2 separate regions of the Homo sapiens genome follow, and region 2 is linked to region 1. Evidence: chromatin contacts called from ENCODE Hi-C or POLR2A ChIA-PET data. All regions are on one chromosome and are shown on one strand. Each heading gives the region's core, a stretch centred on a gene start or an enhancer-like site at or near the end of the contact. The rest is flanking DNA. Distances are from core to core; before and after follow the strand shown. Region 1 overlaps TAGAP (T cell activation RhoGTPase activating protein). Region 2 has its middle 22 kb from the start of TULP4.

Region 1 (7,691 bases), core at 3,487-5,986:
TATGGAGAATGCATCCAAGAGCCTATGAAGCAACTGTTGCTGATCTCAAATCCCAAAGGACCCACCATTCACTCTCAACTTTTTTCATAATGCATTTCATTATAGCGTAACCCTGACCCAGTTCTCCTGAACCATAAAGACAGGCCACTTCTTTCTCATCATGCTTCCACTTGCCAATCTGAAATGTATAGAAACAGATGCCAATGCATTTAGAAAATATAGCCTTTATAATTAGTAAGAAAGGAGAAGGAAGGAAGGAAGGAAAAGAAAAGAAAGAAGGAAATGTTTGAGATTGCAATATCCATTGCACACACATCTTGTGGATTTCAGAAGGACAGAATATCTTGATAACGTTTTGCTGATAATTCCCAGTTGCCAGATCTAGGTTCAAGGCTTCCCGCAGCGATTCGTATTTGCCTCTGTCCTAAAGCAGCAACCTGGAAAACCCAAGGTGACCAGTCACCTGGAAGGAAAAATGGTGTTAGCTCCCTCTAGTGGCTGTTTAGTGCCTGCGTGGCTGCAAAGGGTTGGAGCCAGCCCTGCTATGTGCCTTCGAAAAGATATTCAGCAAGTCACTTCCTCACCTTTTAAGTTTCGTTTTCTTCGCCAGTTAAAGGAGGAAATCAAAATAATCTATTTCATATCAGAAATTTCCTCTATAGTTATTCAGGCCAGTAGGTTAAGATGGTTGTTTATGATCAGCACAGTTAGGTTTTGCTAATTTTCTGTAGCAAACAGCTGGAAAGAGTGAAAACAGGAAAGGTGGAGGCCTTGAGGAACTCTGGTGTTGCTGTTTAGGGAACTGGTTGCCCTGGTAACAGTGTGGTTGTTTATCGGTTGGTTTTTCTAGATTAAGATTCACGCCCTTTGCTTTCTCAAGTTTTCAAAATTATTTTTCTCACATCGCATACTATTGACCACATTATGCGGCCAACGATACCCATTTTCTTACCTGGATCTTTGCTTCTTAACACTGTAGTCTAATTTTTCTCGTTGCCTTGTTTTCTTGGCTGTAGAAGTTAAGAAGAGAAAGAAGGTGCTGTCCTGGCCCTTTCTCATGAGAAGGCTCTCCCCTGCATCAGATTTTTCTGGGGCTTTGGAGACAGACTTGAAAGCATCGCTATTTGATCAGCCCTTGTCAATTATCTGCGGTGACAGTGACACACTCCCCAGACCCATCCAGGTAGGCGTGCATTCTCTCATAAACCTACTTCAGTTTTCAGTTGGACATGCAAAATACTCGGGAAATCTGAATGTCATTCTCCTATTAAGTTTGTAGGGACTGATCTTCCATATTTTCCACTCTTCAACATGGCACTCCCACATACGCGTGCAGTCAGAAGAATATCTGACTGCTTCCATTCCAGAAATTGAAATTAGTTGTATTTGCCAATGAGCTCAGAGCTATGGTCCCGCCATTCCTCTGACTTCACAGAGTGGAGAATGCTGAAGATTTGTAGCTTCTGAAAAGTCAAAAGGGGGAAACAGAATATAGACTTTGTGATCTGAAATCCAATGTTCATATGGAAGTATTTGAAAGGAGAGAGCTCCAAAGTGATTTTAGAAAGTGCAAAATTAGAGCTTTCACAATTTGCCTCCTCTTAGAAAAATAGCAGGGTTGAGGAAGGCCATTGACAGCAACTGGACTGAAAGCAAAATCTGACATCAATATTCCTGTTAAGACTATCTCAGTATACTAAAGAAGAAGGGTAACCCTTTCCTGTTCCTATTGCTGTTTCCTTTAGGACATTCTCACTATTCTATGCCTTAAAGGCCCTTCAACGGAAGGGATATTCAGGAGAGCAGCCAACGAGAAAGCCCGTAAGGAGCTGAAGGAGGAGCTCAACTCTGGGGATGCGGTGGATCTGGAGAGGCTCCCCGTGCACCTCCTCGCTGTGGTCTTTAAGGTGAGTTCAACACACTTGCGCCAAATAACCTGCCAAGGGGCCCTGACACACTCATTCTCAGGATGCAAGAAATAGGCTCTTCTCCCCACACAGCAAGGTACACTGATCTTGGAGTTTAATTTTTTTCATTAAGCCCTTTATTTATTTATTTAGTAAGCACCTCTGTTTCTGTGACCTCAGATTCCAACAGAAAGTGATGCATTCTGCTCTCCCAAAACTTTGCCAAGTACGGGCAATTTGATTGTTCCGTGGCAGAATCCATACGTCAAAATCCAGTGGCCCCTCAGAACACACCCACCTGGGGATGGTGCCTCTGACTCTGCCTGATGTTAGAAAGTTGCAGAGAGGCCAAGGGTGTTGGAGAGAGGGTTCCCTGGATTCATCAAATGCAGGAATGAAGGGCCACAATCTATGATGGGCTAAGCATAGAGCACCCTGCGATGGAACGAAAACCGGGTGAAAACAAGGACATGGGACATCATACAGTACCAATAGGCCAACAGCCCACTCTCATCCCCCAGGACTTCCTCAGAAGTATCCCCCGGAAGCTACTTTCAAGCGACCTCTTTGAGGAGTGGATGGGTGCTCTGGAGATGCAGGACGAGGAGGACAGAATCGAGGCCCTGAAACAGTAAGTCATCAAAGTCATCGGTCATTGCCAGGCCACATCACCTCCGTCTTTTGATTCTTTACACAGCTTTCTAAATGCTTCATGATCCCTGTTCCATGAGAATTGTGATGTTTAGGGAATCCGAGTGGAATTGCTCGTCCACTCCCAGAACAAAAACCAGAGGGTGCCCTGGACTTTTGAATTTTAATTTTAGCCAAATGAAATATTTCTTCAAAAAGTAGAAAGCGAACTTCAATCCTCACAAATCCCAAGAGGTAGGGAAGTCTGAAAATGTAAGATGTTCAAAAAGGTATGAGATAAAATCAGACCTGAGAACTTTAACACAGGCTCACCAGCAAAGTGTAGAAATTCGGGATTATCTTTAAGCTACACTGACTGGTGTCATGCAAGGCAACAGTTCTCCCATAAAACATCCCTCAGGATGCAGCCAGACAGTGTGGTGGGGGGCAGTTGTTTTGTTCATAAAACTTCACAGCATATTTCATCTTCTTATAATTAACCCAAATGAAAACTATATAATAACACATTCCAGTGAGAGTAAAAATAATAACATATGCAATGGAAAGTGTGATCTGTTAGTGACTAGAGAATTCTAAAACCCAAGCTTTGAAATGTCAGCATGGTTGTCACATCCTATGAAAGTTTATCTAAATGTTATAATTGTCCCACATGGCTAAATACTTTCAATGACATATGTATAGAATTGAAGACATTAAAATGTCTGTCCCAAAATGAAAATTCTAAGATTATCACAATGAGTTTCTACCTAGACATAAGGCATTTTTATAACAATTCCTTCTTCTGAGAAATGAAAATAATCACCATTTCGTTTTTGAAAAAGTGAGACTTTAAGAAGTCTAATTTCTTATCATTAGAAACAATGTTGCGATTTAAGTGCCGCCTTATATGAACATGCCCTTAGAAACTGATTTAGTCTTCATAAAGCTTTCTCAGAATGTTGTAAAAATGTGTCATCTTCGTTTGGTAATTATAGTTTTGTTTCCGTCTTTGTTTTAAGGCAAGAAAACCAGTCTAGTCGTGTTAGAAACAGAAAGAAATTCTACATGACTAAATGATTACTCAACAAAACTATTTTCTAAACATAAAGGCAAACTATGGTGTTTAATGCAGATTGGCTTCATAATTTAAGCTCTGTATAAATAATAAAGGGCTGTGTTATTGGTGTCCCAATTACAAAGGCCAGTTTCTTAGCTCCTCAAGACCTTGTGGTTAACCAGTCTCACTCTGTGTCAGTTGCCACTGGAAGTGTCTGAATGAGCATTTCACAATATTACTTGTGAAAATGCACCTTCCTCATTTTAAAGGAAGTCTGGTTTCGGCAGAAACTCTCAGCTTGCTACACTGAAGACCATTAGCCTTTTTGAAAACTAACATCCCTTCACTTTATTCCAGGGTTGCAGATAAGCTCCCCCGGCCCAACCTCCTGCTACTCAAGCACTTGGTCTATGTGCTGCACCTCATCAGCAAGAACTCTGAGGTGAACAGGATGGACTCCAGCAATCTGGCCATCTGCATTGGACCCAACATGCTCACCCTGGAGAATGACCAGAGCCTGTCATTTGAAGCCCAGAAGGACCTGAACAACAAGGTTTGTTCTGCTTACTGATGAGAAATCCCCAACTTATGATCTCACCATCTGTTTGCCAAGTCCAGGCAATAAAATGCTTCAGAATGTCTCCAACTGACTCAGAATCACAGTGAAAATATAAAATGCAAAATGCTTTTGTCATAGTTCCACTCTCTCAGATACATGTATCTAATGAAACTGAATAAATCCGTGTCTTCTGTCATCTGTGAGACAGATGAGTGCTGCGAGTATTTACATCACTCTCTCCCGATATAAAAAAGCCCTTTTGTTTTTGTGTTTTGTACACCACAGTCTATCAGTCTATCAATCTGGGACACTACTTACTTAAATGAAAATTTTATTAATACTTTAAATTTTTTTAAGTTCTTAAATTTAAAATGCATGTCTCAAAACACCAAGGAGTATCTAACTTTAATGTATGTGATTGTTGGCATGGTGGCTCACGTCTGAAATCTCAGCACTTTGGGAGGCCGAGGCAGGCGAATTGCCTGAGCTCAGGAGTTTGAGACCAGCCTGGGCAACATGACAAAACCCCGTCTCCACTAAAAATAGAAAAAATTAGCCAGGCGTGGTGGCGGGCGCCCGTAGTCCCAGCTGCTCGGAAGGCTGAGGCGGGAGAATCGCTTGAGCCCGGGAGGCAGAGGTTGCAGTGAGCTGAGATCAGGCTACTGCACTCCAGCCTGGTGACAGAGTGAAAGCCTGTCTCAAAAAAAAAAAAAAGTATCTGATTGTTACCAAATTTCTGTATGCTCTTTTCAGACACATAAAGATCTCAGATTCTCATTTTGGCACCTGACTCCAGTGTCCCCATTCTTCCTCACCTCCAAAAAAAAAAAAAAAAAAAAAAAGTCTTCAAGCTGACAAATTGCTTACTTTTCCTCACAGGTGAAGACACTGGTGGAATTCCTCATTGATAACTGCTTTGAAATATTTGGGGAGAACATTCCAGTGCATTCCAGTATCACTTCTGATGACTCCCTGGAGCACACTGACAGTTCAGGTATGGAATGTGCTATCATTTGATTACGATTGTAGGGAAAAGTTCATGCCAGTCTGCCAGTCATGTAAAGCATCTCTGATATTTGAGGCAGAAGTTACCTTCACAAATCACCGAGTCAGACTAGACTCCAGTCCATTAGGAAGTCATTAAACATGAAAACCCTGCTCCGGGCTTTTCCTGCAGCGCCTCCTCAGACCACAGATAGTCTTTCCCCCTTCCCAGTGTACATCGCAAATCACTGCTGATTTCACTAAGCTACCTTTAGCTCTGGAGTTGGAGTGAGAAACTTTTGTTTCCACTTCATGGGATATGACTCCATCACAATGAAAATGGGTCCAGTAAAAGGAGCAGTTTTAAAAATTAAGGTCAATACATTTTCAGTGAAATGCTGTTCTCTCTTTTCTTATTCTCTCCTCTCTTTCTCTCCTTCCTCCCTCCTTTACTCATTTCCTTTCCCTATTTTTCTTCTGATCTCAAAATAAATTCAGAAAGAAATAAACTTTTCATGTGGTACATTTCTTGTCATATCAAGCCCCTAAGTAGTTCTGCTAATAAATCACCTAGTGCCCTGATTGGTATGAGCAGGGCGAACTGTAGCAAAGTTCATTTCTAAAAGAACCTAAATGGCCGTGTGTGGTGGCTCACGCCTATAATCCCAGCACTTTGGGAGGCCAAGGCAGGCAGATTACCTGAGATCAGGAGTTCAAAAACAGCCTAGCCAACATGGTGAAACCCCGTCTCTACTAAAAATAGAAAAAATAGCCAGGCATGGTGGCGGGCACCTGTAATCCCAGCTACTGAGGCTGAGGAAGGAGAATCACTTGAACCCGGGAGGTAGAGGTTGCAGTGAGCCGAGATCACATCACTGCACTCCAGCCTGGGCAACAAACCGAGACTCCATCTCAAAAAATGAAAATAAAAAATACAAATAAAAATAAATAAATAAATAAACCCAAACAAATGTTCAACTGCTGCTTGACTTCCCCCAGATGTGTCGACCCTGCAGAATGACTCAGCCTACGACAGCAACGACCCTGATGTGGAATCCAACAGCAGCAGTGGCATCAGCTCTCCCAGCAGGCAGCCCCAGGTGCCCATGGCCACAGCTGCTGGCTTGGATAGCGCGGGCCCACAGGATGCCCGAGAGGTCAGCCCAGAGCCCATTGTGAGCACCGTGGCCAGGCTGAAAAGCTCCCTCGCACAGCCCGATAGGAGATACTCAGAGCCCAGCATGCCATCCTCCCAGGAGTGCCTCGAGAGCCGGGTGACAAACCAAACACTAACAAAGAGTGAAGGGGACTTCCCCGTGCCCCGGGTAGGCTCTCGTTTGGAAAGTGAGGAGGCTGAAGACCCATTTCCAGAGGAGGTCTTCCCTGCAGTGCAAGGCAAAACCAAGAGGCCGGTGGACCTGAAGATCAAGAACTTGGCCCCGGGTTCGGTGCTCCCGCGGGCACTGGTTCTCAAAGCCTTCTCCAGCAGCTCGCTGGACGCGTCCTCTGACAGCTCGCCCGTGGCTTCTCCTTCCAGTCCCAAAAGAAATTTCTTCAGCAGACATCAGTCTTTCACCACAAAGACAGAGAAAGGCAAGCCCAGCCGAGAAATTAAAAAGCACTCCATGTCTTTCACCTTTGCCCCTCACAAAAAAGTGCTGACCAAAAACCTCAGCGCGGGCTCTGGGAAATCGCAAGACTTTACCAGGGACCACGTCCCGAGGGGTGTCAGAAAGGAAAGCCAGCTTGCCGGCCGAATCGTGCAGGAAAATGGGTGTGAAACCCACAACCAAACAGCCCGCGGCTTCTGCCTGAGACCCCACGCCCTCTCGGTGGATGATGTGTTCCAGGGAGCTGACTGGGAGAGGCCTGGAAGCCCACCCTCTTATGAAGAGGCCATGCAGGGCCCGGCAGCCAGACTAGTGGCCTCCGAGAGCCAGACCGTGGGGAGCATGACGGTGGGGAGCATGAGGGCGAGGATGCTGGAGGCGCACTGCCTCCTACCCCCTCTTCCACCTGCTCACCACGTAGAGGACTCAAGACACAGGGGCAGCAAAGAGCCACTCCCTGGCCACGGACTCTCTCCCCTGCCTGAGCGATGGAAACAGAGCAGAACTGTCCATGCTTCTGGGGACTCTCTGGGGCACGTGTCTGGCCCAGGGAGACCTGAGCTCCTCCCGCTGAGGACCGTCTCCGAGTCCGTGCAGAGGAATAAGCGGGACTGTCTCGTGCGACGATGTAGCCAGCCGGTCTTTGAGGCTGACCAATTCCAATATGCCAAAGAATCGTATATTTAGGAGGGAGGCCATACGCCATGCCATAGCTTGTGCTATCTGTAAATATGAGACTTGTAAAGAACTGCCTGTAGATTGTTTTTAAAAGGTCTTGAATAAGCTCCTTGAGAAAGTTGTGGAAAGCCCTCCTCAGTGAGGATAGCTACACCATGGCCATGGCGCATCAGATAGTCTCTGTGTACCTGGATTTGTGCAATATGTAAAAATGTATCAAATGTATTATAGATAAGGTGTTAGGTGCAAAGGATGTCTAATAATCC
Region 2 (7,691 bases), core at 2,873-5,372, 750 kb after region 1:
GGAGTCTTGCTCTGTCGCCCAGGCTGGAGTGCAGTGGCACGGTCTCGGCTCATTGCAATCTCTGCCTCCCAGGTTCATGCGATTCTCCTGCCTCAGCCTCCCAAATAGCTGGACTACAGGTGCCCACCACCACGCCCAGCTAATGTTTGTATTTTTAGTAGAGAAAGGGTTTCACCATGTTGTCCAGGCTGGTTGCAAACTCTTGACCTCAGGTGATCCACCCGCCTCGGTCTTCCAAAGTGCTGGGATTACAGGAGTGAACCACTGCGCCTGGCCCGATGACCTGCTTCTAATTAGAATCACTCCTTTCCTTTCAGAATTTTCCAGAACCTACAAATATTCACTGAGCATGAGGTAGTTTTGTTTCCTAATTAGTTTTAATGGCTGCCCCGAGGCTGGTTCAAATTTGCACTCAGAGCCTGCCTTTGAAGGCTGGAATACTCTCAGTAGCCACTCGTTATGTGGCTATTGACAAACGCAGGGAAACACATACATCCAGAAGAAACTAACATCCCTGCAAAGGTAATGGGATTTAACAATGATTTTATATATTTATTGTGTTATCATTTTCTACCTCTAATTCTCAAAACGTGCTAGTGAGATAAATAATGTATGACTAGGATTATTCAAAAGATGTGTTTCTACAACTGTGGTAGTCTCAAATCATTTTCCCATTGACTTGCATTGTAACTTACAGAGGTGGAGTCTATAGAATTCTGTCTTATTCAGAACACAACCATCTCTTTCAGGTGTGGCACACAGAAGCACTGAGCACATAAGCAGACTCATATAGCAAGGGTCTTTCTGCCTGTGGTAGAGGTAATTTTTTATTTAATTAATTATCCCTACCTAAATCATATACTCATAAACAGAGGCTATGTTTTACTCCAATTTTTATGCTACCTGCAATTCCCACCAGTACCCCTGCACTGAATTAAGTGTTCAATAAGGTACTGAGCATGGCACATTGCCTCAGTTTAGGGAAGTGGGAAACAATAAACATGAACTGAATGAGTTTCTGTGTGTGAACCCCAGGTCAACACCAGCCACTTGGAAGCCCAAGGCTGTGGGCATTTCAGCCCTGTGAGCAAAAGCCACAAGGGCCACAGGTCCACTGCCAAGTTCAGAGAATCACAAAGAGGTGTATTTTCAAGGAAAGCTACTCCCTATTTACTTTATATGGCTGATTTCAATAGCCGATTCTGAGAATATGAACATGTAATTATCTGTACAGAGAGAGGAGGGAATGGAGCTTGCAGACAAACTGCTTGATTAGTAGTTTAAAAGAAAGTGGAAGTTAGCTACTTCTTAGAGTGAATCTACACCTGATACTCAGATATTAAAATACTGTGGTACCATATTGGGGCTCACCAGTATCAAAAGTCAGGTGCCTTCATTAAAAAGGGGGGCATTTTATTTATCAAAGCAACGAAGTCTGAAAGAAATAATAGCCTGTGTCACATGTCACACAGGGTACACAGAAATGAGAGAGTACTTTGGTGATATAATTCAAAAAGACTTAAAATGCTGCAAAACCTTTTGATTCATCAATTCCACTTCTGGAAGTTTATCGTAAGGAAATAATCTTACACTGTGCAAAGACTTGGCTATAAGGATTTCTTATAGCGTTTGTATAAGGGAAAAATATGAGATAATCAGTATGTCCAAACAGGGTATTGGTTGAATAAACGTTGATAAAGACATAAAACAGAATACTATAAAACCACTAATAATTATATGGTAGAAGACTACAAAACAACATGAAAAGACGTTCTCAGGAAGTAAAAAGTAAAATTACATGTTACACTTCCACAATGCTCTGAAAGGGCCTCTGCACACTACTAGATCTTGAGTAAATTACAACAAATGTAATTTTTAATTGCTGGACTTGCAGGAAAGTATAGAAAATCTCTATGGAAGGCACATACACATAAACATAAGGGAAAGCCAGGGTCATCTGACAGGGGACACAAGAGCGGATACAAAACAAGCACTGGAATCGGAATTAGGGTGACCAATAGTCACAGTTTACCCAGAACTGTCCCAGTGTTAGCAATGAAAGTCCCACATCCCAGGAAACCCCTCAGTCCTGGACTAACCAGACAGTTGGTCATTCTATCAGATATCGAGACTTTGGTCCAACCTCTAGGTACAGAGGCTGAACCTGAGTCACACACATTCAGCAGGACTCACAGGCTAAAGTGTCCCACAATTCTAACATCCTTGTATATCAGAGCAAATACAAATCTTAGCTGCATGCAAACTGTCCCAATTTAGGAAATAAGGATTCCCCCAGATAAGGTTCAACCAAAAATCTGTTTACAATTAAAAATTACTAAACACACAAAATAAGTCACCATGAGTTCTCAGTACAAACAACAAATTTAGATCCCCAAATCTTCAGAAACTGAAATAAACAGAACTTTAAATAATTAGGTTTGAAATGTTTAAAGGAATTAGAAAGCAAAACACTATCTAAAATGCCAGAAAGAACCAAATCTTTTAGAAATGAAAAACCTATTCCTTCAATAAAATGCAGTCTACAATTAAGACATCAGCTAAAAAAGGAATTAATGAACTCAATCTAATAGCTCAAGAAATTACCCAATTTTTTTATAGCACAGAGACACAAGGAGATAGAAATATAAGAGATCAAGAGAAATGAAAGATAGATTAAAAAAGGACAAATCTAATTAAAATTCTAAAGGGACAGAACAGAGAAAATGGAAAAGAAATATCTGAAGACATAACAACTGAGAATTTGCCAAAACTGATAAAAAAAAATGCACAGACACAAGAAGCAGCACAATATATGCCACGCAGGAGAAATAAAGAAGAAATCCACACCTGGGCACACTTTAGTAAAAGTGCACAATAAAAACACCAAGAGAAGAGTTCAGAAGTAGCCAAAAGGAAAAGACAGGTGCTTACAAAAGAATGACAATTAGATGACAGAGACATCTCAACAGCGGCACTGGCTGCCAAAATCAATGAAATAGTATCTTCAAAGCACTCAAAGAAAACACAATTATATTCCCAGAAAGATTGTCTTTTAAGAATTAGAGTGAAATAAGAAGACCATTTCAAAAGAATAACAGCTGAAATTTAAGGCCAACTGACCTCGCAATATAACATCTAAACAATATTCTTCAGGTAGAAGGAAAATGTCTCAGAAGGAAGGTCTAAGAAACAACGAAAAAAGAAATTGTTAAATATGTAGGTAAAATTAAACAATGTCTGTTCAAAACAGAACAATAAAGCAGAAACAGCAGACTCATATTAATACACAGTACTTATCAACTTCTAGGTATAGCTCTTAATGCTTTATAGGTACTATATTTCTCATTGAAAAGCCTTAGCCTTATGAGAAAGATCCTTTTGTTGTCCACATTTTATAGGTGAGGAAATTGAGGCACAGGCAGGTTAAATGCTTGCCCGACACTATCCGGTAGGCAGCAGAGCTGGGTGTCACACCAGGCTGCCGGTTTCAGTTTCTAGTTTATGTGCTTAACCACTAGACTGTGTCTATGACAAATGTGGGGGGGAAGGTAGAAAACTAAAAAATAAAAAAAAGACAATTTGATCAAACAAGGATGACCAGAGCCAAAAGTACTCTAAGGCCTTTATATTGTTTTAGAAGGATAGTTAAAATACTCAACCTTATACTTAATTATCTTAGGTAAGCATGGTAAAATTTAAAGGGCAATCACTAAAAAACTAGAAATAAAGTATAAAACTTCTAAATCACTGGAGGGGTAAAAACAGAAGGGAGGTGGGAGCAGGGGAGACCAAAATCAATCCCCTAGAAAGAGAAAAACAATACAAAAGGAAAAATAAATGAAAATGTACAAAGCTTCTGCACAGCAAAGGAAACAATCAACGAAGTAGACATAATCCACAGAATGGGAGAAAACATTTGCAAAATTATTCATCCAACAAAGGATTAACAACTAGAATATATAAGGAACTCAACAGCAAAAGACATTCTGATTTGAAAATGGGCAAAGGATCTGAAAAGACATTTCTCAAAAGGAGACAACAAATGGAGAGCAGGTACATGAAAAAGTGCTCCACATCACTATCATCAGGGAAATGCAAATCAAAACCACAAGCAGATGTCTTCTCACCCCAGTTAAAATGGCTATTACTAAAAGAGTCAGAAAATAACAAATGCTGATGTGGATGCTTGAGCCCAGGAGATCGAGATCAGCCAGGGCAACACAGTGGGACCCCGTTTCTACAAAAAATTTTAAAATTAGCCAGCATGGTGGCATGCGCCTATGGTCCCAGCTACACAAGAGACTGAGGTGGGAGGATGGCTTAAGTCTAGGAGGTGGGGGCTGCAGTGAGCCATTAATCACGCCACTACACTCCAGTGACAGGGTGAGACCCTGTCTCAAAACAAAACAAAACACTTCTTGGCTATAGCAAAGGTGGTATTTTGAAAGAAAATTCATTGCCTTAAATGCTTATGTTAGTCTGGGCATGGTGGATTACATGTGCAATCCCAACACTTTAGGAGGCCAGGGTGGGAGGACTGCTTGAACCTAGGAGTTCAAGACCATCCTGGGCAACACAGTGAGACCCCGTCTCTACAAAAAATTAAAAAATCAGCCAGGCATGGTGGCACATGCCTGTGGTCCCAGCTTCTCAGAAGGCTGAAGTAGGAGGATCACTTGAGCCCAGGAGGTCAAGGCTGAAGTAAGCCATGATTGCACCACCGTACTCCAGCCTGGACCACAAAATGAGACGCTGTCTCAAAAAACAAAACAAAACAAAACAACAACAACAACTTATGTTATAAAAGAAGAAACTGTTATAAAATGTTATAAAACTTATGTTAGAAAAGAAAACATGTTATAAATTAAGGGGCTAAACATTCAACTTAAAGAAGTTAGAAAAGTACAGCATAAACCAAAAGAGAGTAAAGGAAGAAGATAGTAAAAACAGAAATTAAATAAATAAAAAGAAAAAAAAATTAGACAAGCTAAACAAAGCCAAACACTGATTCTTTGCAAAATGTAATCAAAGACACAAAGCTCTGGCAAGATAGATAAAGACAGAGCAGCACAAATAAATACTGACAATGAAAAGAGGGCTACAACTAACTACAGACACCATGAAACTTAAGATAAAATAATACCATGAACAACTTAATGTTATAAAATTAGATAACATATGAAATGAGTAAATTCCTAAGAAACACAATTTAACAAAACTACCTCAAGAAGAAAGACAGTCTAAATTGTTCTATAACCACTAAAGAAAATGAATCTGTAGTTTAAAATCATCCCACAAAGAAATCAGGCCATATAGTTTACAAACGAGTTCTACCAAACATTCAGGAATAGCCTACAGCAGTATTACACAAACTCAATCAGAATATTTAAAAAGTGATAATAGCCACAACTAGTTCTAAGAGGTTATTAGAAAATCTGTTTGTCTACTAATTAGAAATATAATCTATTAGATATAATTCATCATACTAAAAGAGTAAAGAGCAGGGAAAAAGATTATTGCAATACAAGCAAAAAAGTATCCTAAAATTCAACACTCATGGCTGGGCGCGGTGGCTCACGCCTGTAATCCCAGCACTTTGGGAGGTCGAGGAGGGTGGATCACGAGGTCAGGAGATCGAGACCATCCTGGCTAACACGGTGAAACCCCGTCTCTACTAAAAATACAAAAAATTAGCTGGGCGTGGTGGCGGGTGCCTGTAGTCCCAGCTACTCCGGAGTCTGAGGCAGGAGAATGGCGTGAACCCGGGAGGCGGAGCTTGCAGTGAGCCGAGATCACGCCACTGCACTCCGGCCTGGGCGACAGAGTGAGACTCCTTCTTAAAAAAAAAAAATTCAACACTCATTTTTTTTTTAGATTCCAAATTAGGAAGAGAATTTCCTTTTTCTGATAAAGGATATTTACCTACAATCTATAGCAAACATCATATTTAAGAATTAAGATAAAGATGTCTGTATCATGCTGTGCTAGAAATCCCAGACAAAGTAGAAAGATGAGAACCCTACTACCACACAGTACTGGAGGTCCGAGCTACCACAGAAGACAACAAAAATCAATATAAGGTATAGGAAGATTGGAAAGAAAGAAAACAAACCACCTAGGCTGAAATCCCAAACAAACTGGACATGCAAATTATTAAAGGTGATTTCATAAATGTTATGTCATTTAAGACAGCCATATAAAAGGAATCATTATTCCCATTTTCTCTATGAGGAAATAGAGGCTCAGAAAGGTTTTGAGCAACTTGCCTGAAGTTGAAGTCCCCCCAGCATATTAAGTGCTGAAGCCAGAATTCAAACCAATTGATAATTTCAGTGCTCTTCACCGTAGACCACATGACCTCCCCTCAGTTAATATTCACCCGTTTTGCCAGTGGGCTAAAGGACAGCTGCAATAGTATCATTTGCCACTTTAAAAACAGTCACTTGGTCACATTCACTGGCTAAGAACACCCTCCTCAGCCTGGCATTCAAGGGCCTTCACAGAAGGGCCATACACCTACCTATTGTGCCAGTCTTGTCTTCCACCAGGGTCCTCTATAAAAATTACTCTCCTTTCAAAGTATGAATATATTTACTGCCTGGACTAAGCTCCAAGCTAATCCATCCAAGTACAATGCTCATCCCAAATTCCCCCAACTTTAGCCATCTTTCATGATGCAGCTTCGACATCACCGATTCCATAAATCCTTGCCAGTTCCTCCCTAGTAAGTATGGTCTTCTACAGCAAATGTTTCTATCTTAAGTTGCTCATTCAATTCTACACCATATTATAAGTATTTGAGCCCTTATCATCCGTGCTAACTTGGGAATTACTTAAGGGTAAGGACTTTTAAATGTCTATTCATCAAGACATCTAGCAAGCAAAATGTACGTATATATTACGTATTCAATAAATGCATGTTCAGTTGAATAAAAGTGCTTTTATTTGTATACGGTGTTAAAACTGTTCTACTCTAGAAACAAATGACCCTACATAGGAATAAAAATACTTTTCCAATGATGTCGTAAATTATATTATTTTATAGGCCAATAAACTACAGGAGAAGTCTTTTTACTGCCACGACAGAAATAAACACTACACATGCATATGTCTGGCCACGCAAATGCTAGATGGAGCTTAACAACTCCATTCACCCTGTAATTTGAACCCAGATCTGTATGGATCTCAAACCCATATACTCCAGGTTGGCCTCTCCTCTTCACTGTAAACATCCCATTGTGTTCTAAGATTTACTACCTGGTTTATCTTCCCTACTACAATATGAACCTTCTGAGGGCAAGAAATAATGCCTTCATCACTGAATCTCCAGACCTAGAAAAGAACTCAGTAAATATCTGTTGGCAAATGACCATTAAATGTAGGAAGAAGCCCAACATGCTGACCCCTTCCAAAAGCATTACTGTGCGTCCTCACAAAAGAATAAAGAGATGAACTCAAGTGGGAAATTACAAGTCCTATTATGTTCACTATCTTCTCATTAAGAAGGAAATAGCATATTTTAGAAAATTTTCCACTGAAAGAGCTGAAATAAAAATTTGGGGTTCTTAAAAAGCTAAATTCTAGTCATCTAAAACACTGCAGTCTTGGATGGCAATAAACCCATAGAGCATAATTAAACAATAAAATTTGTCTTGAATTACTAATAAATACCATTACAATAAGAGTTCCAA

What was found. Hi-C counts contacts between places; a loop is a spot of excess contacts on that map. ChIA-PET counts read pairs that join two places held with the same protein, here RNA polymerase II (POLR2A). Pooled maps may share reads with other maps.
Region 2: a loop to region 1 is called in a pooled map, with 10 times the contacts of the local background. The contact joins two enhancer-like sites. A Hi-C loop is called at or near these places in 1 of 37 single-sample maps with no recorded cell type and 3 of 50 pooled maps. POLR2A ChIA-PET finds 5 or more read pairs at or near these places in 1 of 52 experiments (B cell).

Annotation. Positions count from the first base shown.
Region 1 is chr6:159,035,570-159,043,260 of GRCh38, reverse strand. It overlaps TAGAP (T cell activation RhoGTPase activating protein), which reads left to right. Exons shown (of 10, transcript NM_054114.5): 5 at 1,017-1,183; 6 at 1,746-1,907; 7 at 2,429-2,538; 8 at 3,952-4,147; 9 at 5,033-5,147; 10 at 6,137-7,691. The coding sequence ends at 7,434. It overlaps TAGAP-AS1 (TAGAP antisense RNA 1), which reads right to left. Exons shown (of 5, transcript NR_183546.1): 4 at 2,206-2,342; 5 at 205-1,463. Among named protein-coding and RNA genes, the nearest start is that of TAGAP, 5.6 kb to the left of the region's middle. RefSeq lists enhancers at 567-836, 1,410-2,609, 3,965-4,014, 4,025-4,124 and silencers at 3,278-3,478, 4,138-4,338. Within about 2 kb of position 4,736, at least 2 of the 41 ENCODE cell types and tissues checked have a DNase peak (open chromatin) inside an H3K27ac peak, as active enhancers do.
Region 2 is chr6:158,286,667-158,294,357 of GRCh38, reverse strand. It overlaps a transcript of TULP4 not described here. Among named protein-coding and RNA genes, the nearest start is that of TULP4, 22 kb to the left of the region's middle. RefSeq lists a silencer at 3,394-3,443. Within about 2 kb of position 4,122, at least 7 of the 41 ENCODE cell types and tissues checked have a DNase peak (open chromatin) inside an H3K27ac peak, as active enhancers do.